2 separate regions of the Homo sapiens genome follow, and region 2 is linked to region 1. The links are chromatin contacts, found by Hi-C or POLR2A ChIA-PET in ENCODE. All regions are on one chromosome and are shown on one strand. Each heading gives the region's core, a stretch centred on a gene start or an enhancer-like site at or near the end of the contact. The rest is flanking DNA. Distances are from core to core; before and after follow the strand shown.

Region 1 (6,371 bases), core at 2,385-4,884:
AGGAGAATGGCATGAACCCGGGATGGGGAGCTTGCAGTGAGCCAAGATCACGCCACTGCACTCCAGCCTGGGAGACAGAGCGAGACTCCGTCTAAAAAATAAAAATAAAAAATAGAAATACCTATTTTGTAGGGCTACTATGAAGGCTAAATGGATCACTACAGGGAAAGCCCTTGGAGACGTATACTACCAGCTTGGCTATTGTTAACTATTACCGAGCAATCTGGGTTTAGAATGTTGGGAAACCTTCTTTCCAGCCAGAAAGAAGGTTCTGGCAACCTGAATGTAACCCAATTCCACTCCCTCCATGTGGTGATAAAGTGAGAGACCTCACAGCAGTCAGGTTCCCATCCTCTGACTGGGTCTTGAAAGAAAATCAACCAAGGAGAAAAGTTTCCACTTCTAGCAACAAAGGCTGAACCTACTCAGTGGACAGGAGCTGGGGAAGGAACTGTGAGTGCTCTGGGGCTTAAGCCTAGACCGGGGCTACCGTGGGAGACCTCTGTCCTGTGCAGATGTGCCCCGAGACCCATCTCCAGCCCTTCCTTGCCTCCCCCAGGCATGGAACACAGGAACCATTAATACCAGCCCGCCCTCAGCCAGGGAAGAAGTACCAGTCCATAGGGTTGGGAGGGGCACAAACGGTGGGTGAGGGGGTGCTTGGAAGCAACCTTCGCCTTACTCACTTCTCACCCGCACTTCTCCCCTTGTCTTAGTTCTAGGGTTAAAGGTGGTGGTGTGGCTAAACCATGAGGACAGCTGGGAGATTTGGATAAACTAATCCATTTCACCTGGCCCAACCCCGCTCCCAATCAGCCCCTGTAGCCACTGGCCAACAAAATTCACCCTGAATTCCTCAAATCTGCTGTGCACTTTCCTGTCTTCATGTGTTTGTTCAATGGCCTGCTTCCTCTATTGACTGACCCTATGTGGTCCAGCCTAGCCCCTGGCAGGAGGAAAGTACCCTGCCCACGGCTGGTACAGTGGAAATGAATACAAATTTCTGTGTGATATATACCCGAACCCTACCTTTCCTCGCGTGACCCAGGAATTGTATTTCTTGGAATTCACCCTAAGAACATGACCATACAAAGGCTTACTCACTAGACGTCTTCAGCTATTAACAATCATGTTTCTGGCTGGGCATGGTGGCTCACACCTGTAATCCCAGCACTTCGGGAGACCGAGATGGGCAGACTACTTTGAGGCTAGGAGTTTGAGACCAGCCTGGCCAACATGGTGAAACCCCATCTCTATTAAAAATACAAAAAAATTGGCCGGGCGTGGTGGCTCACGCCTGTAATCCCAGCATTTGGGAGACCGAGGCAGGTGGATCACAAGGTCAGGAGTTTGAGACCAGCCTGACCAACATAGCGAAACCCCGTCTCTACTAAAAATACAAAAATTAGCTGGTCATGGTGGCACGCACCTGTAATCCCAGCTACTTAGGAGGCTGGGGCAGGATAATCACTTGAACCCAGGAGGTGGAGGTTGAAGTGAGCTGAGATTGCACCACTGCACTCCAGCTTGGGTGACAGAGCAGGACTCTGTCTCAAACAAAACAGAACAAAAATATAAAAAATTAGCCAGGCATGGTGACACACACTTGTCCCAGCTGCTTGGGAGGCTGAGGCATGAGAATCACTTAAACTCAGGAGGCAGAGGTTGCAGTGAGCCAAGATCGTGTCACTGCACTTCAGTCTGGGCCACAGAGCTGGACCCTGTCTCACAAAAAAAAAAAAAAATCATGTTTCTGAAGTGTTTGATGACAGAAAAAAGGCTAAAAATATATTAATAAGCAGAAAAGGATAACTATGTTGGATGAAAGCTTTGTTAAAATACATGTATTATATTTAATACGCATCAAAGAAAAACGAGGGCTGGGTGTGGTGGCTCACCTGTAATCCTAGCACTCTGGGAGGACAAGATGGGTGGATCACGAGGTCAGGAGCTAGAGACCAGCCTGGCCAACATGATGAAACCCTGTTTCTACTAAAAATACAAAAAAAAATTAGCCGGGTGTGGTGGCGCACACCTGTAATCCCAACTACTAAGGAGGCTGAGGCAGGAGAATCACTTGAACTTGGGAGGCGGATGTTGCAGTAAGCCGAGATCGCACCACTGCACTCCAGCCTGGGTGACATAGTGAGACCCTGTCTCCCCTACTCCCCCACAAAAAAACTAGAAAGAACCAGATCAAAGTGCTAACAGCATCTCTCTCCAGGTGGTGGGATTGTAGATGTGGATTCTTGTTGCCTTTGCTCTTTCGTTTAGTTTGATCAGGACATCCACTATGAGTGTGACCCTTCTTCTGGCAACAGCATCTCAACTCCTCTGGGAAGCCACGCCTCTGCCACCAACTGCAGCCTTTTAGGACAGTCCATCAGGGCACCCAGGGCTGGGTGTGGGACCCAAGCTCAGCTGATGGGCCTCCCTCTCCTGGGGACTAGGAATCTTGGGCAATGAAACCCAAGGATGGAGAAAGGGCGCTTCAGCGTCTTGGGCTGTTTGCTGGAGAGACGGTCTGCGGGCTCTGCCCCTACGGCCTCAGGCCTGCTTCCTCGGGCTTCCCTTTGATTCCCTGAGCAAGGCAATATCCTTCTAATCAGTCCTGCCTTTGTTCAAGTGAGCCAGAGCCTGTTGATGTTACTGTGACTGGGGTCCTGACATCCCTTTCCTCTTAAATATGCGCGGTTTCCAAATCCTCTCCAGTGAATGCAGGCTACCTCCAGGGGAACACACTGGCGGTGGGCACAGGCTCTTGACAGGCAGACCCGGAGCAGGCCTCACTGGCTGGCCAAGCGTCAGACCTGGTAAATGAGCTGCCTCATCCCTCTGAGCCTCAGTTTCTTCATCTGTCAAATCAGAAGAGTTTTCTTGTTTCACAGGCAGCTGTTGTAAACCTCAAAAGTGAGAATAAAGGGACATTGCCTGGCGTATCAAAGGTGTCAAATGAATGGCAAGCACTGTACTCGCCGGTGTTTAATAACTCTCTGTTGGACAAATGAATCTACTCATTTAACAACAAACGCTGAGTCCTCCCAGTGTGCCACCCTGCGCTGGGTGCTGGGCTTGACAGTGGGCAGGAGGGTGAGAGCCCAGCCTGCACAGGTCCCAGCCCAGTCAGGAGATGGACCAAGAACAAGCCACAGACGAAAACACAAACCCATTTCAAGTGGTGGGAAGTGTCATCCAAAAAACAAGATGGAGAAAGAATACACTTCAATATGATGGTCACGAAATGTGGGGAGACTTCTGGGCCGAGGCCTCGTGGACAAGAAGGCACCAGACCTAGGGGTGGGAGGAGAACATTCCAAGCCAAAAGCTGCTGGAGAAGCACACAGAGAGGGGGGCACAGTGGGTGGAGAGGCAGGCAGGCCCTGCAGGTCATGCTCAGGAGGGTGTATGTGGTTTTTAAAGGGAAACTATTCAGAGGTTTCAAGTCAGGAGCTGCCATGATCTGCTCTGTGAGGGCCTTGTCAGCCTGCATGGAACTGAAAGGAGCAGGCAGTTTAGGAGGCCCTGTCAGCTGTACTGGCAGTAAATGCCAAGATGCTGGCAATGAGAAGAGACAGAAGCAGACAGGTGCCAGGCACGTTTTCGAAATCGGTCCCATGGGACATGGGACTCACCAACAGGCTGGAAGTGAGGGCTTAGAGGAAGACATCAGCACGGCCCCTGATTTCCGACCTGAGGCCACCAGACAGCACTGCCATGCACAAGGAAACCAGCACCCCAGGGACAGATACATCGGGTCTGAGTGTCTGGAGCTCAGAGGGCAGTCCCGGGCCGAGGCAACGCAGGTGGGACAGCTGGCACAAAGACAGTATCTAAATCCCCAGGAACGGATGAATGAGGCCATGTCGTTCATCTCACTCCCACAACTGCTGGTCAACCACCATGGCCACCCAGTGAAACTCCAGCTGAAATAGTGACTCCAGTCCCGCAATCCTTAAACTTGAGGGTGTATGAGAATCACCTGGCGGGCTCGTCAGACCCACATTGCTACTCCCAGAGTGTCTGATTCAGAAGGTGTAGGGTGGGGCTGAAAAATGTCCACTCCTAAGGAGTCTCCAAGGGATGCTGACTCTGGTCTCAGGACTCACTTTGGGATCACTGCTCGACCTGAAACAGTGGGCCTGGCCCACACTCTGAATCCACATTTACTGGCTGCAGGTAAGATACTCCTCTCTCCTAAGTATAAGTGAACTCGTGCTCCTAGCGTGTTAAAAGGGGGTCAGCGAAGGCCGGCCATGGTGGTGCGTGGTGCGCAGCTGTGTTCCCAGCTACTCAAGAGGCTGAGGTGGGAGGATCACTTGAGCCCAGGAGTTCGAGGCTGCAGTGAGCTGGGATGGCACCTGTGAGTGGCCACTGCACTCCAGCCTGGGTGACAGAACAAGACCCACTCTCTAAAATCATGAGGGATGTCAGGGTAACTAGGGAACAAGGTGTCATGAGGACATGATGAAACAGTGGGCACCAAGCACCCACATAATGCCAGAGCAACTGTTCAGCAAGTGTGATTCCCACTGAGCACACAGAGGGCACGCTATGTTGGCTGAATGTGTGAATTTCTTTTTTTTTTTTTAAATTAAGTTTTTTTGTGGGGGGACAGTCTCGCTCTGTCACCCAGGCTGGAGTGCAGTGGCACGATCTTGGCTCACTGCAACCTCCACCTCCCAGGTTCAAGCAATTCTCATGCCTCAGCCTCCCAAGTAGCTGGGACTACAGGCATGAACCACTACACCCAGCTGATTTTCGTATTTTTAATAGAGATGGGGTTTCACCATGATGGCCAGGCTGGTCTTGAACTCCCAGCCTCAGGTGACCCACCTGCATCGGCCTCCCAGAGTTCTGGGATTACAGGCGTGAGCCACCGCGCCTGACCATGAATTTCATTTAAATATGGAATCCAGGCCAGGCACGGTGGCTCACGCCTATAATCCCAGCACGTTGGGAGGCCGAGGCAGGCACATCACCTGAGCTCAGGAGTTCGAGACCAGCCTGGCCAACATGGCAAAACCCCGTCTCTACTAAAAATACAAAAAAAATTACCTGGATGTGGTGGTAGGCACTTGTAATCCCAGCTACTCAGGAGGCTGAGACAGGAGAATTGCTTGAACCCAGTGATCTTGGCAGTGAGCCAGGATCGTGCCATTGCACTCCAGCCTGTGCAACAACAAGAGCAAAACTCTGTCTCAAAAAAAATGGGAATCCAGAGCGGAAAGGTCATGTGAAGAACATGAAAGAACTCATGCCTGAAGGTTTGACGCCCCCAGAGCAGGAGGGGCTCTGGACTGAAGATCTTGCCTTCCTCAGCTCGGGAAGAGCTGCTCCAACGTCCCCAGGGAGGGCCGGCCCTGACCCCTCCGGCATGAGTGCTCTCCTCCAGGGCCACAGACCTTTCCTCTGGGTTTGGCAACTGCAAGTTCCCAATTTCCAGAAAGGTCTCAATTTCATGCAACTCTAATTCTTTTCAATAAAGATAATAAAGTGAGTATACAGCAAAATGAACTTTACCCACCTCACCTTTTTAAGACTTTTCATGTTAATGCATCCACGTGCCTTCAGGCCCTCCCCAGGCATGGTTCTCACCCTTCAAAGGCCTACTCTGGGCCAGGCTAACCTGACACAGTGACAGGCACCCTTCCTGGAGAACCTGCATCATAAGAGGCCCCATCTAGAGCCTCAGGCTGGAGAGGTCCTTGGGGAGCAGAAAGCCGCTGTCACAGAGGTGGGGGAGTGCTGTGAGGGTCCATCCCCTTTCCACAGGCAGGCTGAGCCCCGTACCCCTCACCTGTGATGCATGGGGTAAGGGCTCAGCTGAGCAGACGCACGCCTTACCTTCTCATAGGGACAGTACTTGAACATCTTGATGGGGCTTGTGCAGATGAAGACGTCAGTGCTGTCAACAAGAGAAAGGAGGTTGAGCCTGCAGCCCCATGACTTCACCACCCCGAGGCCTTCACCACCTGCCCTGCCTTCACAGGGCTGGACCCTCTGAGTCTGAACCCTTCCCCTGCTGTGGGAGACCCACTCCCCTGTACTATATCCACACCAGAGGTGTCGGCCTATCCCATGGCCCTGGGCAGCCACATGACCCTACCCAGCCACAGGCAGCCAGCTCTGGGCTGGACATCTGACTGGAGGGCCTCCTGCAATGCAGAGTGGTAAGTCAAGAAATCTATGAGGAAGAAGGATTCTGGCATGCAAGTCCCCTGGCCTGGAGAACACAGAGAAGGAGCCTACTCCATGCCAGGCTAAGCCCTGCAGTGATCGAGTCCCTGAAACACAGGCTTGGCCTTGGCTTGGCTTGGCTCCGCGTGAGGAGCGCCACATCCCCAAGGTCGTAGCTCCGCGGGAGAGCTGAC
Region 2 (5,985 bases), core at 409-2,908, 36 kb before region 1:
CATGTCCCATTTAAATCTTCCTCCCTTCCTTAGGAGGTGGCAACGAGTGAGTCAACAAGGAAGGGCTCAGGAGAGGACAGTCCAAGTTTAAGCAGAAGAGGCTCTTTGAGAGACCTGAGACTTAGAGATGCCATGAGAGGGCTGAGCTTGCACACAGGGTCAGGAGGAAGAGTGTCTGGGAGAGGAAAGAACAGGCACAGGAGCTTGGAGGGGAGCAGGGAGGCCCAAGAGGCGGTGCCAATGGACAAACGATGAGGACCATGGTGAGGACTTGGGCTTCTGCCCTAGTAAAGTGTGAGCCATGAGAGGGTTTTGAGCAGAGGAGGGAGGACAGTTGCCTTAGGCTGGAGGAGAACAGACCCTAGGGGGCAAGGGTGGGAGCAGGAGCCAGCTAGGAGCTGACCCAGGGCCACAGTGATGGCGGGTAGATCACTTGAGGTCAGGCATTCAAGCCCAGCCTGGCCGGTGAAACCCCGTCTCTACTAAAAATACAAAAAATTAGCTGGGCGTGGTGGCAGGTGCCTATAATCCCACCTACTTGGGAGGCTGAGGCAGAAGAATTGCTTGAACCCGGTAGGCGGGGGTTGCAGTGAGCCGAGATCGCGCCACTGCACTCCAGCCTGGGCGACAGAGTGAGACTCCGTGTCAAAAAAAAAAGAAAAGAAAAGAAATCTTATTCAGCCACTAAAAGGAAAGGCCAGGCACATACTACCAGGTGAATGAACCTCGACTCCATGATCCTAAGTGGCAGAAGCCAGCCGCGCAAGCCCACAGAGCACCTGATTCCATTTATACGCAATGTCCAGAATAGGTAAACCTATGAATAAGCAGGGTGGCGCAGGGCCTGGGGGAGGGGACAGGGAGTGAGCGCTGGTGGGTCTGAGTGGTGAAGTTCTGGAACAAGACAGTGGTGCTGCTCACACCACATTATGAATGACCACAATGCTACTGAATTGCACATTTTAAAATGGTTCAAATAGTAAATATGTATTTTGCCACAATTAAAAAAAAAATCAGCCCAAGGCACACCACCTGGCCATAGGCTGCATGAAGCCGTCCGGCCGTGCTGGTGCTTTGCAGGCTTCTAGGTGGAAGGGTGCTGGCTCTTCCTTCCTGGGAGTCACGCTGTGGGGAGGAGAAAGGGGGTTTTCTCAGCCATGAGGGGCTGGGGGAGGGCCAGCTGGGCTGCCACAGCCAGGCAGCATGGGGTAGGACCATGGCAGGGGTGTCCGGCCTCTCCCTGGCCCAGCCCCTCAGCCACCCCCAGCTGCAGGACCCTGGGTGAGTGGCCCCCTCTCTGGGCTCCAGATGCCTGTCTCAAAAACAGTGTGGGGCCAGAGAGGGCAGCTCCAGGGGTCTCTCTCTTCTTGTCCGAGAGCCTGGAACCAGATGTCCTCTGCTGACTCATGGGAATGTTGGAACTGCCAGCACAGGCTATCCCAGGACCGTCCCCCGGGCCACAGCAGCCAGCGTCCTCCCCACGCCAGGCCCTCAGACCCCATGTTCCCAATGCTGGGATATATCCCAATGTGTGAGGCAGTGCTTCTTAATATTTCCTGGATCACATGCTTCTTTGAGAATTAGAAAAACCAACCACACTCTTCCCAGAAGAGCACCCTGAGCAGAGTGAAGAGCCCATTTATGACGTGGAGATTAAGAGCAGCTGTGCAGCGTCAGAGGGCCCAAAGCCCAAATCCCGGCCGTGCTGGGACTCACCATGCCTGCGCATCTCAGGTTCTTCCATCTGTGAAGTGGGTGTGTTAATAGCAGCCACCTCAGGGATTAGATGAGATCATTCATGCACATCACTTAGGAGATGCTTGGCACTCAATGAATGTTGGCAAGCCCACACTCTGCAATCTTCCCAAAGAATGCCCCCTCCCAGCCTTCACCTCCCTCTCCCTGCCTCTCTTCTCCCCCTCCCTGCCTCTGTCCTCCCCCTCCCTACCTCTGTCCTCCCCCTCCCTGCCTCTGTCCTCCCCTCCGCGCCTGTCCTCCCCCTCCCTGCCTGTCCTCCCTTTCCCTGCCTCTGTCCTCCCTCTCCCTGCCCTGTTGCCCTGCCTTCCAAATGCCATCTCTCATATCCATCCTCATCCCCATTTCCACTGCCAGGGAAGCAATGGTGTTTGCACCTTGTTCTTCTAATCCAACAAGCTTGCCAAGCTTGCCAAACTCTTCATTTGTCCTTTTTTTTTCTTTTCTAATGAGATAATCATACTGTCTACAAAACAACTAACTTTATCTCCTCTTTTTCAATATTTCAATATTGTAACCAGTCCATGTATATCTGAAAATAACTCTTTTTTGAACTGTTCAAGTCTATCTATCTATCTATCTATCTATCTATCTTGTTAGAGAGTGGATATAGATTCTGATTAATTCTAGATGTTGGTAGAATAAGGTTAAGTAGGTGTGTGAAAATATTGAGGGAGGCCAGGCACGGTGGCTCACGCCTGTAATCCCAGTACTTTGGGAGGCTGAGGCGGGCAAATCACTTGAGGTCAGGAGTTCAAGACCAGCCTGGCCAACATGGTGAAACCCCATCTCTACTAAAAATACAAAAAATTAGCTAGGCATTGTGGTGCGTGCCTGTAGTTCCAGCTACTCAGGAGGCTGAGGCAGGAGAATCACTTGAACCCGGGAGGCAGAGGTTGCAGTGAGCCAAGACTGCGCCACTGTACCCCAGCCTGGGAGACAAGAGCAAAACTCCATCTCAAAAAAAAAAAAAAGCAAAAAAGAAAAGAAAAGAATAGAAAGAAAGAAAGAAAATGTTAAGAGAAATCTCCAGAAAAATGAAAATAGAACGTATAACTTGTAAACTATTAGAGGGAAAACTGAAATGGGAAAAATGAAATCAACCCAACAAATATCAGGAAAGGGAAGAAAAACAAAACATGGGAGATAGAAAACAAAAACTTATATAAAAGGAATAAGTTCAAACATTTCAATAATCACATGTAATAAATGTGAATGGGTTAAATTCACCTATTCAGGAGTCTCCCTAGACAAAAAACCTATAGGACCTATATAGATTTGAACAGTTTGAAAAAGAAATTGTATTACATCTGTCAATTTCTGAGAAAAATATATTAAGGTCTCTCGCTCTAATTGTAAAATTGTCCATTTCTCTTTATAGTTCTATCAGTTTTTGTGTTAAATATTTTGAAACTATGTTAAGAGCATAAGATTTCATCATTTTTATTTTGCTGGTAGATTGTCTCTTAGCAACATGAATTCAGATTTCCTTTTTTAATCAAGTTTTTGCCTTGAGCTCTGTTTTGTCTGATACTGATGTATGCTTACCAATAGCTTTTTGTTAGGACTTTATAAATTATATCTTTTTCTACTCTCCTATTTAGAACCTTCCTGGGTCATTAGGATTTATATGTGTTTTTTGAAGGCAGGATTTCTTTTCTTTTTTTTTTTTTTTTTTTTTTTTTGGTCTAGGGAGACTCCTGAATAGGTGAATTTAACCCATTCACATTTATTGTATGTGATTATTGAAATGTTTGATCTTATTCCTTTTATATAAGTTTTTATTTTCTATCTCCCATGGTTTGTTTTTCATCTCTTTCCTGATATTTGTTGGATTGACTTCATTTTTCCCATTTCAGTTTTTCCCTCTAATAGTTTATAAGTTATACATACTACTTCTACTTTTCTGGAGATTTCCCTTTACATTTTCACATACATACTTAACCTTATTCTACGAATATCTACAGTTAATTAGAATCTATATCCACTCTCTATCAAGACAAGAGCTTCAGCACACATTTACTCTCTACTGCTCCACAAACTCCTCAACACTTAAATTGATAATATCTAATATTTTAGTTGCAGATTGTTATTAATTTTCAAGCAATCAACACTTACTTAGATTTAATAAGTTTTGTTGGTTTCTTTGCTCATCATTGTTTCTTGTATTCCACTTCTTTTTTAAGACAGGGTCTTCCTCTGTCACCCAGGCTGGAGTGCAGTGGAGCAATCACAGCTCACTGCAAGCTCAAACTCCTAGGCTCAAGTGATCCTCCCACCTAAACCTCCCAAGTTGCTGGGACTACATGCAAGCACCACCACGCCCAGCCAATTTTGCTACTTTTTGTAGACATGGGGTTTCACTATGTTTCCCAGGCTAGTTTCAAACTCCTGGCCTCAAGCAATCCTCCTGCCTTGGCCTCTCAACGTGCTGGGATTACAGGTGTGAGCTACTGCACTCAGCCTCTGTTTCTTGGATTACTTTTTCTTCTTGCTAGGGCATATCATTTAACAATTCTTTCAAAAAGGAATTTTATCAATGCTAAACGTCTTAGACATTATTTTCCTTCAGGTTTTAAAGATAATTTCTTCTTTTTTTCTGGCTTCCTGTATTCCATTATTTTGCAAGTCGTCTGTTTTCAGTCTGAAATATTTAGAGTCTTTTTTATCCCCAGTGTTCTGAAATTTCAACATGTCTGTCCAGCAAAGGCTCCCTCTTCATTTATCCTGATAGGCACTGGCAGAGTTCTGGGACATTGCCAGTCTCAGCTCTGGAAAATTTCTTCCCCTGCATTCTTTTGGTTATGTCTTCTGGGACCAGAAAATGAAACTTTGACTCTGTCCTCCATGTATCCTAACTTTTATTCTGTGCTTTCCATCTCTTTGTCCTTTCATGCTGCCTTCTAGAAGTCCTTAACTCAATCCTCTTACTCATTTCTTTGCTCGTCAGCTGTGTCCATTCTGCTATTCATCCCATTTATGGAGTTTTTTCAATGACCAGATTTTAACTTTCTAGATTCTCTAGTTGATTTTTTTGGGGATCCAATAGCCTATCCCATCTCTCCAGGGATACTGAGTACACCTTTCTAAGTCCTCATCCTGGTGCCTTAACTCCCTTTCCTTGGGTGTCAATTCTCTCATTGAGGAGTTTGCTGCCTGTCATTCACAGGCTCATCTCTGTGTCTGAAGTTCATGGTTAGCCAATCTGCAAGCATCACAGCTCTCTCCCACAGCCTGCCCCACTCGTGGGGTAGCAGAATGCACCACCAGCCACTACCTAATGTTCTGTGCATGGGGGCCTCCATTCTCCCTAAACACACCAGCCTTCCAGGACAGTGCCTGCCCCTTCAAGCCTTGCACTCACATTACTTCTGATGACCACTCCCTCAAAACACAGATACCTGTGTTATCTGCTTGGTCTGGGTGTGTGTGTGTGTGTGTGTGTGTGTGTGTGGTGGTGGTGGTCAGGAAGAGGGTTGAATTCACCTGTGGCTCCTACTGAGTACCTTGAACAATCATCCCATCAGGGCCCAGGGGCCTACAGTGGCCCCAACTTTTCGCAGCAGCCAGCCCCCTCCCACCATTGGCCCCAGCCTCTTCTGCCTTTAAGGCCTTCAGCATAGTGTCTGGTCAACCAAGCGCACCAGTCTTGTTTTCAATGTGGTTGTGAATTTTAAAAACATATTTTTTGTCCCCTTAGAGGATTTGGGATGATGGGGGAGGCTTCAGTGTGAGTCACCTGCTACCCCATCCCTTTCTATTTCTTGCATGCCTCTGGGCATCTTAATCTCTGCAGCCTGAGGTGCTGGGCATCAGCCCTGGAGTCAAGCTGAGCCTGGACTGCACCTTCTCAGCATGACTTTTCACAGAATTGAAAGAGTCTAGGCCAGGCACGGTGGCTCACACCTCTAATCCCAGCACTTTGGAAGGCCAAGGCGGGTGGATCACCTGAGGTCAGGAGTTCGAGACAAGCCTGGCTAACACAGTGAAACCTCGTCTCTACTGAAAATACAAAAAATTAGCCGGGCCTGGTGGCGGGCACCTGTAGTCCCAGCTACTCAGGAGGCTGAGGCAGGAGAATGGTGTGAACCTGGGAGGCGGAGCTTGCAGTGAGCCAAGATCGTGCCACTGCACTCCAGCCTTTGCGACAGAGCGAGACTGTCTCAGAAAAGAAAGAAAGAAAGAAAGAAAGAGTCTATGTGGGCTGGGCGCTGTGGCTCATGCCTGTAA

What was found. Hi-C counts contacts between places; a loop is a spot of excess contacts on that map. ChIA-PET counts read pairs that join two places held with the same protein, here RNA polymerase II (POLR2A). Pooled maps may share reads with other maps.
Region 2: POLR2A ChIA-PET joins it to region 1 with 13 read pairs in A673. The contact joins two enhancer-like sites. A Hi-C loop is called at or near these places in 1 of 50 pooled maps. POLR2A ChIA-PET finds 5 or more read pairs at or near these places in 3 of 52 experiments (A549, A673 and K562).

Annotation. Positions count from the first base shown.
Region 1 is chr17:17,322,719-17,329,089 of GRCh38, reverse strand. NT5M (5',3'-nucleotidase, mitochondrial) reads right to left here. Exons shown (of 5, transcript NM_020201.4): 3 at 5,845-5,905. Among named protein-coding and RNA genes, the nearest start is that of NT5M, 23 kb to the right of the region's middle. RefSeq lists an enhancer at 2,123-2,623. Within about 2 kb of position 3,634, at least 2 of the 41 ENCODE cell types and tissues checked have a DNase peak (open chromatin) inside an H3K27ac peak, as active enhancers do.
Region 2 is chr17:17,357,575-17,363,559 of GRCh38, reverse strand. No RefSeq gene overlaps it. Among named protein-coding and RNA genes, the nearest start is that of NT5M, 57 kb to the right of the region's middle. Within about 2 kb of position 1,658, at least 6 of the 41 ENCODE cell types and tissues checked have a DNase peak (open chromatin) inside an H3K27ac peak, as active enhancers do.